Regions from separate parts of the Mus musculus genome. Here all the other regions are linked to region 1. A link is a contact called in ENCODE Hi-C or POLR2A ChIA-PET data. All regions are on one chromosome and are shown on one strand. The core of a region is the stretch at or near the end of the contact, and the rest is flanking DNA. Distances in the headings are between cores, read along the strand shown. Region 1 holds the start of Ensa (endosulfine alpha). Region 2 holds the start of Mcl1 (myeloid cell leukemia sequence 1). Region 3 holds the start of Golph3l (golgi phosphoprotein 3-like).

What was found. A loop is a pair of places that touch in the nucleus more often than their neighbours do. ChIA-PET counts read pairs that join two places held with the same protein, here RNA polymerase II (POLR2A).
Region 2: a map of heart shows a loop between it and region 1 (2.7-fold over the local background). The contact joins the promoter of Mcl1 here to the promoter of Ensa in region 1. A Hi-C loop is called at or near these places in 4 of 37 maps with a recorded cell type or tissue (heart and left cerebral cortex). POLR2A ChIA-PET finds 5 or more read pairs at or near these places in 5 of 5 experiments (Patski and embryonic stem cell).
Region 3: a map of heart shows a loop between it and region 1 (4-fold over the local background). The contact joins the promoter of Golph3l here to the promoter of Ensa in region 1. A Hi-C loop is called at or near these places in 1 of 37 maps with a recorded cell type or tissue (heart). POLR2A ChIA-PET finds 5 or more read pairs at or near these places in 4 of 5 experiments (Patski and embryonic stem cell).

What each region holds. Positions count from the first base shown.
Region 1 is chr3:95,623,700-95,627,691 of GRCm38, forward strand. It overlaps Ensa (endosulfine alpha), which reads left to right and starts at 1,281. Exons shown (of 4, transcript NM_019561.2): 1 at 1,281-1,477; 2 at 3,050-3,175. The coding sequence starts at 1,421.
Region 2 is chr3:95,656,781-95,661,049 of GRCm38, forward strand. Mcl1 (myeloid cell leukemia sequence 1) reads left to right here and starts at 1,941. Exons shown (of 3, transcript NM_008562.3): 1 at 1,941-2,707; 2 at 2,981-3,228; 3 at 3,927-4,269. The coding sequence starts at 2,077. The coding sequence ends at 4,043.
Region 3 is chr3:95,586,868-95,590,731 of GRCm38, forward strand. It overlaps Golph3l (golgi phosphoprotein 3-like), which reads left to right and starts at 2,067. Exons shown (of 5, transcript NM_146133.3): 1 at 2,067-2,267. The coding sequence starts at 2,100. It overlaps Hormad1 (HORMA domain containing 1), which reads left to right. Exons shown (of 15, transcript NM_001289532.1): 15 at 514-993. The coding sequence ends at 591. Gm40097 (a long non-coding RNA gene) reads right to left here and starts at 1,950. Exons shown (of 3, transcript XR_867468.2): 1 at 1,778-1,950; 2 at 493-549.

The DNA.
Region 1 (3,992 bases), core at 31-2,530:
GAATATACTCTATTCTATAGTCCTGTGGCTGGTCCCTCAGGGGGCAGGGATGCCTTAGCATGGGCCTGCTGAGGTACCCCCTTCTCCCATACCTCACTGTTGGTATTCTGTCTGGACTCCACCCCCCACAGTTACCTAGCAACAGCCTGGTAGGCCTGGCCCACTATAAAAGGGGCTGCTTGCCCCCTCCTCTCTCTCTTACTTTTGCCTCTTACCCTTTAGTTCCCCCTCTTCCCCCTCTCTCCCCATTCCCTTCTCCTTTCTCTCCATGTGGCCATGGGCTACTTTCTCCCTCTCTCTGCCTTTCTCTGCCTCTACTACCTTCTCTCTCTCTCTCTCTCTCTCTCTCTCTCTCTCTCTCTCTCTCTCTCTGGTTTGTTTGTTTGTTTGTTTGTTTGTTTGTTTTCGAGACAGGGTTTCTCTGTATAACCCTGGCTGTCCTGGAACTCACTCTGTAGACCAGGCTGGCCTCGAACTCAGAAATCCGCCTGCCTCTGCCTCCTGGGTGCTGGGATTCCACCATGCCCGGTTCACTACTACCCTCTCTCTTAACTCCCCTCCCTATACCCTGAATAAACTCTATTCTATACTATACCGTCATGTGGCTGGTCCCTCAGGGGGCAGGGATGCCTTGGCATGGGCCTGAGGCACCCCCTTACCCCATACCTCACCACACCCCCATAGAACATAACCTTATACTTCTCTATATTTCTATAATCACAACACTCACCACAACTCCATAGAACATATCTCCCTTTATGTTTTTATAAATACATCATTAACAGTTATAATTGCCTACATAAGGACTAAAGTGTGAATGAAAACCTTACAAGAAAACTCAAGTCTCCTACAAGCTAGCACTGAGTCCTGGAAAACTGCTGAATATCAGTTTGTCTTCCAATTTTAATTTTTGGTCGTGGGTAACTTGTTCTAACACCGCTCAAGGCTTGAGCCTTTGCACCAGAGAATAAAGGATTTCTATGTTAACCCGGCTCGGATGCAACATTCAGCGACTTGCCCAGGATCTGGCTAATAAACTGAACACAGCTTCAGCCCACCCAAGAAGCAAAAATACCAAAGCTTGCTGTCCTGCCCCTAAGGTCCATGCAGGCTTTTAATTGGTTCTGTGGCTCACTCTCTTTCCCGGTTGGTGTTCTAGCTTGCCTGTCGCTCTAAAGAATCCGCCCACCTCCGGCCAACGCTTATTGGTGTGTCGTTACATCATTGCCCCGTCAAGCCCACTCTCATTGGCTCTCATAGGAGGGGGCGGTCTCAACGTCACGGGCTTGAGCCGCCATTTTGACTGAGCAACCATAGTGACAGGAGCCGGAGCAGCAGCTCAGGTTGTCCCCGTTTCCCCTCCCCCTTCCCTTTTCCGGCTGACTTCCCGGGCCCTGCATTACACAGTCCCGGTTCTGCCATGTCCCAGAAACAAGAAGAAGAAAACCCTGCGGAGGAGACCGGCGAGGAGAAGCAGGTGAGGAGAAGGGGGGACCGGGGGTGGCCGCGCGGGCGGAATACGCCCCCGCTGCCGCTGATTGGCCGCCTCTGCCTCAGGCTGTACAGGGGTTGGCCACTACTAATGTCGCGCAGGCTGCATTTCGGCGCGGCCTAGTGCCCTGATGTCGATTAGTCAAGCCGATTGTCAATCTGTGGGCTCCCCTTTCTTATTGGCCAGTAGGCCTCTATTCAGTTCATGGAAGCCGTTCTATAATTGGGCGAGCTCTGGCGTGGGCGGGTGTTTGGAAAGATGAGGCGAATGAAAGGGGGCTGGATGGTGGTCCAGAGCTGTAAATGAGATGTTTGATTAGTAAAGATAAATACCAGACTGGAGCTCATCCTTCATCCACAGCAAGATAGAGGTCAAAGTGAAGACATTTAAAATGAACCAGCATTGGGGGAGGGGAAAAGAGTAATTATTACCATGGGGTAAGTTCAGGTGGCAACTTCCTTAGACCTGTTTGGTAGGGATGGTTTGTTGTTCACCGTCAGTGACTTATAGATCCGCTCGAATTTCTCCGCAGTGGGATGTGGTCCACCCACCATCGCATTATGAAAACACTAGTGCCAAACCCCTTCTTCGACACCATATTTGAGTTACTTAACACTGAGCTCAGGGACTCATTAAATACACTTAGTGTTATCTCTGACCCTGTTTGTCAAGTGAAAATACACTAGCCAGGAGATGGTGGCGCACGCCTTTAATCCCAGCACTTGGAAGGCAGAGGCAGGCAGATCTCTTGAGTTCTGAGTTCAAGACCAACCTAATATACACCAAGAACCCCTCTCTCAGAAAATATAAAAATAAAAACAACAAGAAAAACTAATGGCATGTTGATTTCTGTTTTCAAGTATATTACTCTGGTAAATATCTTTAGAATAAGCCACATGCCTAGCGTCCTCCACAGTGAGACCATATTGCTTCTTAGAGTGTGAATGAGGAGGGAGCCTCTCAGCAGACAAAAGCTCCCCTGACCTGTAGGACAGCCAGGAACTCTAGTAGTTCCTTTTTTATCTTTCCTGAGTGAGCTCTGGCTTGCTCTATGGTTCAAGTATCATGTTGAGATACTACCTTTAACCTAGTGTTCACAGGTCACGGGTGATTCCTTGAGTGTAATATAAGAACTAACTTGTTTTTCTTTGCTTGATACAGTTATCTTGAGCTTAGGCATTTGAACAAAGGTCTAGCTTTTAAGAGTAGAGGAGCAGGAAAGATTGGTTAGGAACACTCATTGCAGAGCACCTGGGTTTAGTTCCCAGCCCATGGTAGCTCACAACCATGTACAGTTCAGTCTAGGAAACCGGGCCCAGACTGAACTCAGGGCACTGGGCATCCATGTGGTACACAGCCATAGCCATACGAGTCTGCAGAATACATGCACATAAAATAAATAAATCCTTAAATAATACACACACTCAACAGAACAGAGTGTAGATAGCATAATTACAAACAGGTAGACCTCTAAGAAAATTTGATAATACAAAGGTTATCAGATATTAGAAGTCATTGTTTTTCAGCCATTAATTTCACTTGGCGTGTTTTCTTCAGGATACACAGGAGAAAGAAGGGATTCTCCCTGAGAAAGCTGAGGAGGCAAAGCTAAAGGCCAAATATCCAAGCCTAGGACAAAAGCCTGGAGGCTCCGACTTCCTCATGAAGAGACTCCAGAAAGGGGTATGGGACACCCTTATACTGTGGCACCTTGGATGAAGTCCGTAGACATTCTACTGCATGTTTTTCTGTAGCTTTGGTTATTTAGCAGTAGTAAAGATAAATTAGAAACTTGGAAAGAGAAAAGCAAATTATGTGAATCTCTGCAATGATGTTACTTCCCTTCTAACTATAGGAAATGAAGGATTAATGGTGGGCATTTGGGTAGGTGGCAGATGGGGACTGAAGGAAGGATATTAGATACAGAACACCCAAATAGTTCAACTTGCAATAAGGTTCTTTAGTCTGTTAAAAGCTGGCATTACACACTAACCATGCTCCTCAAGAGACTATTGTAGCTGAGTGTGCTGGCTAGCATCTGTGATCTCAGCGCCTGAGCTGAAGCAGGAGGATAACCACACATGCAAGAACAGCTTAGGCTACATAGTAAGTTTTAGAATAGCCAAGGCTAGGCTTGAGAGACGGATCAGAAGTTGAGAGAGCTGGGCTGCTGTGTCCAGAAAGGCAATATTTGGTTCCCAGTACCCATATCAGGCAGCTGGGACTCCAGCTCCAGGAGGTTGTCTGGCTTCCATGGACACATATACAAACATAATTCTTTTAAAAGATTTTGTAATTATCTTTAAAAATTAAAAAAGTGCATGCCGCCGGGCAGTGGTGGCGCATGCCTTTAATCCCAGTACTCAGGAGGCAGAAGCAGGTATATCTCTTGAGATTAAGGCCAGCCTGGTCTGCATAGTGAGTTCCAGGGTTTTTTGAAACCTGTCTCCAAAAAAAAAAAGTAACACAGAGACAATTCTTTTTCCTGTACAGAATGATA
Region 2 (4,269 bases), core at 691-3,190, 34 kb after region 1:
TGAGTTCAAGGCCAGCTTGGTCTACAGAACAAGTTCCAGAGCAGCTGGGGCTACACAGAGTAACCCTGTCTCTAAAAACTGAAACAAAAATGTATAGATTTAATGCATATGTGGATGTCAGGAACAGTGGTTAGGAGCCCGTTTCTTTCCCTTCCAGCACATGGGTTCCAGGGTTTGGCAGCAATTGTCTTTACTTGCTGGACCATCATCTATCTCCCCATGTCTTTTGTTTTGAGCCTCCCAAGTTCTGGAACTGAAGGTATGCAGCCAATTTACAGGGTTTTAAACCCAAGGTTTTATGTTAGGCAAGCATTCTCCAAGTAAGCCACATTTCCAGCTTGCCACTTACTTATCTATCTATCTATCTATCTATCTATCTATCTGGTTTGAGACAGGGTCTCAACCTTTTAACCCTGGCTGATGGGCGCTTCCTATGTAGACCAAGTGTCTTAGTTTGGGTCTCTGTTGCTATGGCAAAGCACCACAACCAAAAGCAGCTTGGGAGAAAAGGGTTCATTGGGCTTAGCTTGCTTCCACATTACTGTTCATCACTGAAGGACATCAGGACAGGAACTCAAACGGGGCAGGAACCTAGAGGCAGAGGCCATGGGCAGGAGCTGCTAACTGGCTTGTTTCCCATGGCTTGCTCAGCCTGTTTTCTTACAGAACCCAGGACCGCCAGTCCATGGAATTCCAGCTTGTGTCAAGTTGATATTAAGTCTAACCAGTCCACCAAAGATCTTCACCGTTTTATATGGTGCTGGGGATCAACCCAGGACTTCTACAAGGGTAGGCAAATTCTCTACCAACTGAGTTACTCCCGTAACCATCCTTTGTTCATTTTAGACAGCAGGCTCATCATGTAGCCAAAAATGAGTTTTAAATTGAGTCTCTTGCCTCTGCCTCCCCAGGCCTGGGCAAGCTCTTCTGCCAATTGAGCTATAGGCCTAGCCACCATAAATGGCTCATATTTTAGACTTTTACTGTTTGGGGATAGGGTAGGGAGCTAGGCTCTTCTGGCAGCCAGAGGTCAACTCTGGAAAGTGGTCTCACTCCTTCATTGTTAGGTGGGTTCTGTGTATTGAACTCAGGTCTTTAGGGCTGGGTTTCAGGAGCCTTTCACCAGTTGAATCTTTCACAGGCTCCACATAAATAACCCCTTAATAGCTGTCCATGAAAAGTCATTTTGGCCAGGCAGTGTGGGGCACGCCTTTAATTCCAGCACTCGGGAGGCAGAGGCAGGAGGATTTCTGAGTTTGAGGCCAGCCTGATCTACAGAGTGAGTTCCAGTGCAGCCAGGGCTACACAGAGAAACCCTGTCTCGAAAAACAAAAAAACAAAAACAAAAAACAAAAAACAAAAAAAACCGGAACGGAAAGTCATTTTGGAACACAGGGAGTGAGGGCTCACAGTAGAAAAATGACAGAGCAGGACTCCCCCTAACTTTTAAGCAAATCAATGGTTAATATTCCTTTGTGTATGAGACTGGAGATGCCCTCCCTGGTTTGCTCTTCCAGGGTTTAACTCCCAGCACCCACCTGGAGGCAGGCACACAACCACAAATACACACAAACAAAAAAGTGTTTAAGACTGGTATGTTATAAAAACACAGCAGGTAGTGCAACGAGAAAGGCTAAGGCAGGACTGCCTAACGTTAGGACCAGCCTGGGCTATGCAGAGTTCCAGGGCAGCTTGAAATTCAAAAACCGACACAGATCAGCAGGCGTTCCCGAGCAGGAACCATTCCCCGGGAAGCCAAGCACTTGGCCAGCCGGGCTGAGAGTTGTACCGGACAAAAAAGCACAATCCGTCCGCGAGCCAAGGCCAGGTACCGCGCTCCGCCAACCGTAGCCGCGGAAGCCGCGAGAGCGCTCCGGCCGGAAGAGGCGCGGAGTGGCCGGGCCAGCCCTCCGGAAACGCCCGCCCCTTTCCCCTTTTACGGGAAGTCCTCGCCTGCGTCAGCACGGCCCTAAGGCGGCGGCAGGGAACGGCCTTCCTCACTCCTGACTTCCGCCTGCCTCCGGTCTGGAGTCGCGGCCTTCCCCGCTCCTTCCCCTCAGCCTGCGGCGTCCGACCATGTTTGGCCTGCGGAGAAACGCGGTCATCGGCTTGAACCTGTACTGCGGCGGCGCCAGCCTCGGCGCGGGCGGCGGTTCTCCGGCAGGGGCGCGCCTGGTGGCCGAGGAGGCCAAGGCGCGGCGCGAGGGGGGAGGGGAGGCCGCCCTGCTGCCCGGCGCGCGGGTGGTCGCCCGGCCGCCGCCCGTGGGCGCCGAGGACCCCGACGTCACCGCGTCGGCCGAAAGGCGGCTGCATAAGTCGCCCGGCCTCCTCGCCGTGCCGCCCGAGGAGATGGCCGCGTCGGCCGCCGCCGCCATCGTGTCTCCGGAGGAGGAACTGGACGGCTGCGAGCCGGAGGCCATCGGCAAGCGCCCGGCCGTGCTGCCCCTCCTGGAGCGCGTGAGCGAGGCGGCCAAGAGCTCCGGGGCCGACGGCTCTCTGCCCTCCACGCCGCCGCCGCCCGAGGAGGAAGAGGACGACCTATACCGCCAGTCGCTGGAGATCATCTCGCGCTACTTGCGGGAGCAGGCGACCGGCTCCAAGGACTCGAAGCCTCTGGGCGAGGCGGGCGCGGCGGGCCGGAGAGCGCTGGAGACCCTGCGGCGCGTGGGCGACGGCGTGCAGCGCAACCACGAGACGGCCTTCCAGGGTAAGCGGCGCCCGGGCCGGGCCGGGCCGTGCGGGAAGAGGGAAGAGCCGGAGCCTGGCTCTGCAACCAGAATTTTCTGGCTGTGAGTCATTGTTTCCGCCCATCTGGCTGTTGGGTTCAAAGACCGGAAAGGGTGGGATGTCACTGTCGGCGTGGGGTCTGCCTGACTGCTCTAGAGCCGGGAGAGCACGGTCCCCTCGTCGTGGGTGGGCAGAAGGGTAGTGCCCCGCTGCAGACAAAGGAGGCCATGAGGTTTCTTGCTTTTCTTCTCAGGCATGCTCCGGAAACTGGACATTAAAAACGAAGGCGATGTTAAATCTTTTTCTCGAGTAATGGTCCATGTTTTCAAAGATGGCGTAACAAACTGGGGCAGGATTGTGACTCTTATTTCTTTCGGTGCCTTTGTGGCCAAACACTTAAAGAGCGTAAACCAAGAAAGCTTCATCGAACCATTAGCAGAAACTATCACAGATGTTCTTGTAAGGACGAAACGGGACTGGCTTGTCAAACAAAGAGGCTGGGTAAGTTCGTCTTGTGATATAAAGGGACCGTGGAGTGGAAATGGGGTGCAGGATTTTGTGAAGGAGAAGGCACCTAGAGGGTTTTTACAAAGTTTCTCTCCGGTTTCAGATTTAATTTATGTATCTCTTGTTGCATGATGTTGGTCGTTGTAGGTGGTAGGTCCAGAGAAAAACTCATTATGACGGTCTTGAATTGTACCAAAAGGTCTTGTATTCTGTAGGTTGTACTTCTAATTCAGTTGGATAATCTTCAGAGCAGTGGATTCAAACCGTGAAGAAGTAAGAGTCACCTGTGATGACTAAATTACATCCCCCTCATTTTAATCAAATGGATAAGGGGTAGAGCCTGCATTTTAGAAGTTAATACCCAAATACACCAGCTCTGGTGTAAGGTGCACTCATTCTCATTAGGAAATACCCATGGGAGAAATACTACATGGGGATGGATCCAAAGAGTGGTTGGTTATGGGCCCTGCTCAGTCTGTGCAAAAATAATTGAGGTGCAATACAACTGCTGTAAGGTAACTGTTGTGTGGTTACTCACTGGAAAGAACTCCAGAAGTGTCTCTTGCATCCCAGAAGTAGGTAATTGGTTCACCATTGTTTGGGGGATATTTTAATTCACCGTTTCTCTGTATGTAGTGTTACAACAGCAGAAACCCATACTTGAAAATGTGCTTTTCTTTTTTGTTTTCTAGGATGGGTTTGTGGAGTTCTTCCACGTACAGGACCTAGAAGGCGGCATCAGAAATGTGCTGCTGGCTTTTGCGGGTGTTGCTGGAGTAGGGGCTGGTCTGGCATATCTAATAAGATAGCCTTGTGAGTGCAATAGGGGACTCTTAAAGCTCCAGCCACCAAACTACATGCATCTGTGAAAACATGTGTATTTATGAAGGTGGACTTGAAGCTGCCCAGGATTTTAACAGTCCAGTTCTACTGTAGCAACATAGCAAAAAGAAAGTGGCTACAGGATTGTGGCTAACAAGAATAAATACATGGGAAAAGTGCTCCCCCTGGAAGAGTCACTGTCTGAATGAAGCA
Region 3 (3,864 bases), core at 817-3,316, 36 kb before region 1:
GAGACCCAACTGCTATAAGTGTCTTCTGACCTGCATACTTGTATTTTCACACACAACACACCACAAATAAATATTAAGAAATTTGTAATTGGGGGCCTGGAAAGGTGTTATTAAGAACACCTACTGCTCTAACAGAGGACTAGAGTTTTGTTCCCAACACACTCATCTGGCAGCTCACAACTCCCTTCTATCCCAGCTTTAGAGAATCAAGTGCCACACTCTGGCATCTAAGGGAACCTGCATTCATGTACTCTACCCACACACAGGGAAACAAACATATACACACATTTTTTTTAATTTTAAACTGTAAAAAAATTAAAGTCTCACCGAGCGTGGTGGCTCACGCCTTTAATCCCAGCACTTGGGAGGCAGAGGCAGGCGGATTTTTGAGTTCGAGGCCAGCCTGGTCTACAAAGTGAGTTCCAGGACAGCCAGGGCTATATAGAGAAACCCTGTCTTGAACCCCACCCCCAAAAAATTAAAGTCTCTTACGTAGTTGTTTTCTTTTAACAGGTCCTTCACGTCTTGGAATCTAGTCAAGAGTCAGTGCTGAAGAAAAGGAGAGTTAGTGAACCAAAGGAACATACCTAAAAATTATTTTTCTTATGCAAATTTGCAGTTCTCAACATTTAAACTAATATGCTGTATTATTTGAAGGTGTGCCTTCTGTACCTCTGAAAATTATTTTGTAGTTCATAGTTATTAAACTAATAAAAGTTTTAGCTATTATATTGTGTTTACCTGAGATAAATCCAAGGGAACTTTTGACTAAACAAAAATACAAATGTCATTGATTCTGCTCATATCCACTGAATACAACCTGCCTTCTATTTTAAAGAAAGCTTTTTTTTTAAATGTGTTAAGTTTTAAGGCCCTCTAAAACCATTTTTGAAGTGTTTATTCTGACTTTAAAATTCTGTAAGGATACACTTTTTACTTATGTTAAAACTGTACCATTTACTTGGTGCTATTAAAACAATGTTTGCTATTTTGATATAGTGTGTTATTAACAACTTTTTTTTTTTAATATTTATTTATTTATTATATGTAAGTACACTGTAGCTGTCTTCAGACACACCAGAAGAGGGCATCAGATTTCATTACAGATGGTTATGAGCCACCATGTGGTTGCTGGGATTTGAACTCATGACCTTTGGAAGAGCAGTCGGCACTCTTAACCGCTGAGCCATCTCACCAGCCCTATTAACAACTTTTAAATATGTATTTAGAGCAAAAATGATAAAAGCAATGGCCAATAAAAAAAAGACCGGCATCTTAATACCATGACTAAGATGCTCAGTGTGCAGGGTCTTTCAGGGCTTCTAGTTATTTAATTAACAGAAAGTGTTCAGCTATTAATTTTGAGAGAATTTAAGTAAGTATATCTTTCGCGAGGTGGACACATTTTAGAACTTTTGAGTGGTAGTGTGAACAATTGTTTTGCTGAGAGACCTGGAACCTAGCCCCACCCAAGCTATTTGCTTCCTTTGCTTCAGAAAAGGAAGACCTAAAAACTTGATCTGTTTCCGTCTTGTAATTTTAGCAGCCATATTCCAAACTGTACAGTAGCTACAGGATTATCAAAGTGGGATAACATCCCTCTAGAGCTGTTATGTGTGTAATAGTACCCATGCTGTTCAGTATAAACAGCACAAACCGAGTCAGATTACGTTTTTCTAGAGGCAAAGTTAAGCTCAGAGTTTACTCTTAGCCTTATTGCTTGGATGCCAACATTTCTTAACCAGCAGTGCCAATACAGACAGCTACAGAAAAACACCTGCTACACTGAAATTGGCCAACAGAATCCTTTCGTGATTGGCAGCACTGTGCTATCTCACAGAATACTTTGATTGGGTAATTTCATCGGGGTGGGATGCAGCCTTTTCCTCGCAGCCACCGAGGTTCCTTCATTGGACAGACCAGCTGTCAGGTTGAACCCAAACCTGCCTCCTTTTGGTGATGTTTGTCTGGATCGCAACACAATAGCCCGGAGGACCTCCCCTCGTAAGCTCCGATTGGCTAGAGTCAAACTTGGGGGTTTCTGATTGGCCCAATGAAGAAACACCAAGGTAGGTTGCCTAGTGATCCTGAGGAAGCTGATGTGTTATTCCCTCTCTGCAACGAAGGATCAGGAAGTTTGTACTCTCTGTGTGGCTGAGAAGTTTTTCACCTACTGGAACCCGCCTAGGGTACGGGAAACAGGTGCCCTCCAAAACGAGAGCGCGAACTGCAGCCTACGTCCCACTGCAGCTCAGGAGCAACGTCAGGTGAGCAAATATAACACTTCTTAACATCCAACAGAGCTGGTCAGTATTTTACTTTAGAGAGAAAGGGTGGTTTTTACTTATTTGTTGTTGCTCATCATGTTTTCAAGTAGGGTATTTTAACTAATAAGTGGCCACAGGGAAATGATGAATTCCTCAAAGAAAATTGCCCCCATTCTCCCCGGGGTGTTAAAGTTTCTTGGATTGGGTTTGGAAATAATGCCAAATGGAATTGGCACCCTAAGGCATTGTTCTGTGTTCTGTTCCTTCACTCTTCTTACTTCCCCTGAAAATTATATTTGAAATATACGCTTGTATGAAGAATTGTTTGTAAGACTCTTGGTGTGTATTTCTGGTGCTGTTTAATGAGTATATATTTATTTGAGCAGTTAAAACGTTAAAGATATTGTGCTAGTTGCTATGGAGAATATAAAAATTAAAAGATGACAATATTTCAGCCCTGGAGAAGTTTAATGTAACAGACAGCCATAACAAAAGAGGGACTATAATAAACATTTTAAAGGGCTTAAGTATAAATTTCTGTTTACATACAACTGAAGAAAAATCCATTTCTAAGTGTTTAATATATGCATAGTGGAGAGATAGAATTCACCTTAAGGCCTCACTTGTCTTTAGTAGGCCTTCAAAGACTGGACAGACAGTATTTAGGGAGGAAAGGAAAAGGAAGAAAACTCCAAGATCACAAGGATCAGAGGCAGAAAGAAAGCAAGATAAAATTGTTGAACTAGGCACAACCATAGCACATTTTAAATATTATTCTTTTGACCTCAAAGATATATAATTGCTGATAGTTTTTGACTTGCTTTTAATCATAAAAATTGACATTTATACCAGGCAGTGGTGACACACCTCTAATTCCAGCACTTGGGGAGCAGAGGCAGGTGGATCTCTAAGTTCAAGGCCAGCCTGGTCTACATAATGAATTCCAAGATAGCTAGGACATTTACACAGAGCAACCCTGTTTTGTTTCGTTCTAAACAAACGAAAAATAAAATACATTTACATTTGTATGAACTGTGCTAACTTTAAGCTTTATCACAGATGACTTAGACAAGTGTAATGCTTAGTATAAAAGGGTGTGTGCTCAGATTTTTTTTCCCCCATTTATGGGAATGGTACTTAGGACCTTATATATGCTAAATAACACTATGCTGTAACTGTAACACTGAGCCATATTCTAGCCCCTTTTTCTTTTTCTTTTTTGAATGAATTCTTTCTTTAAAAAGACTTATTTTAGTTCTTGCCCTCTTGGTCTCTTGCTCCTCCCTTGCTCTTTCCCTGCTTCCCTTCCCCTTTCTCTCCCCATTCCCGTCCCACCTCTCTCTCCACGTGCTCATGACTCCTCTACTTCTCTACTCTCTTTCTCTGCCTCTACTACCCTCGTAACTCCCCTCCCCATGCCCTTAATAAACCCTATTCTATACTTAAAAAAAAAAAGACATTCTATTTATTTCATGTATATGAGTACACTGTCTGAAGAAGTCACACCAGAAGAGGGCATCAGATCCCATTACAGATGGTTGTCAGCCACCATGTGATTGCTGGGAATTGAACTCAGGACTTCTGGAAGAGCAGTCAG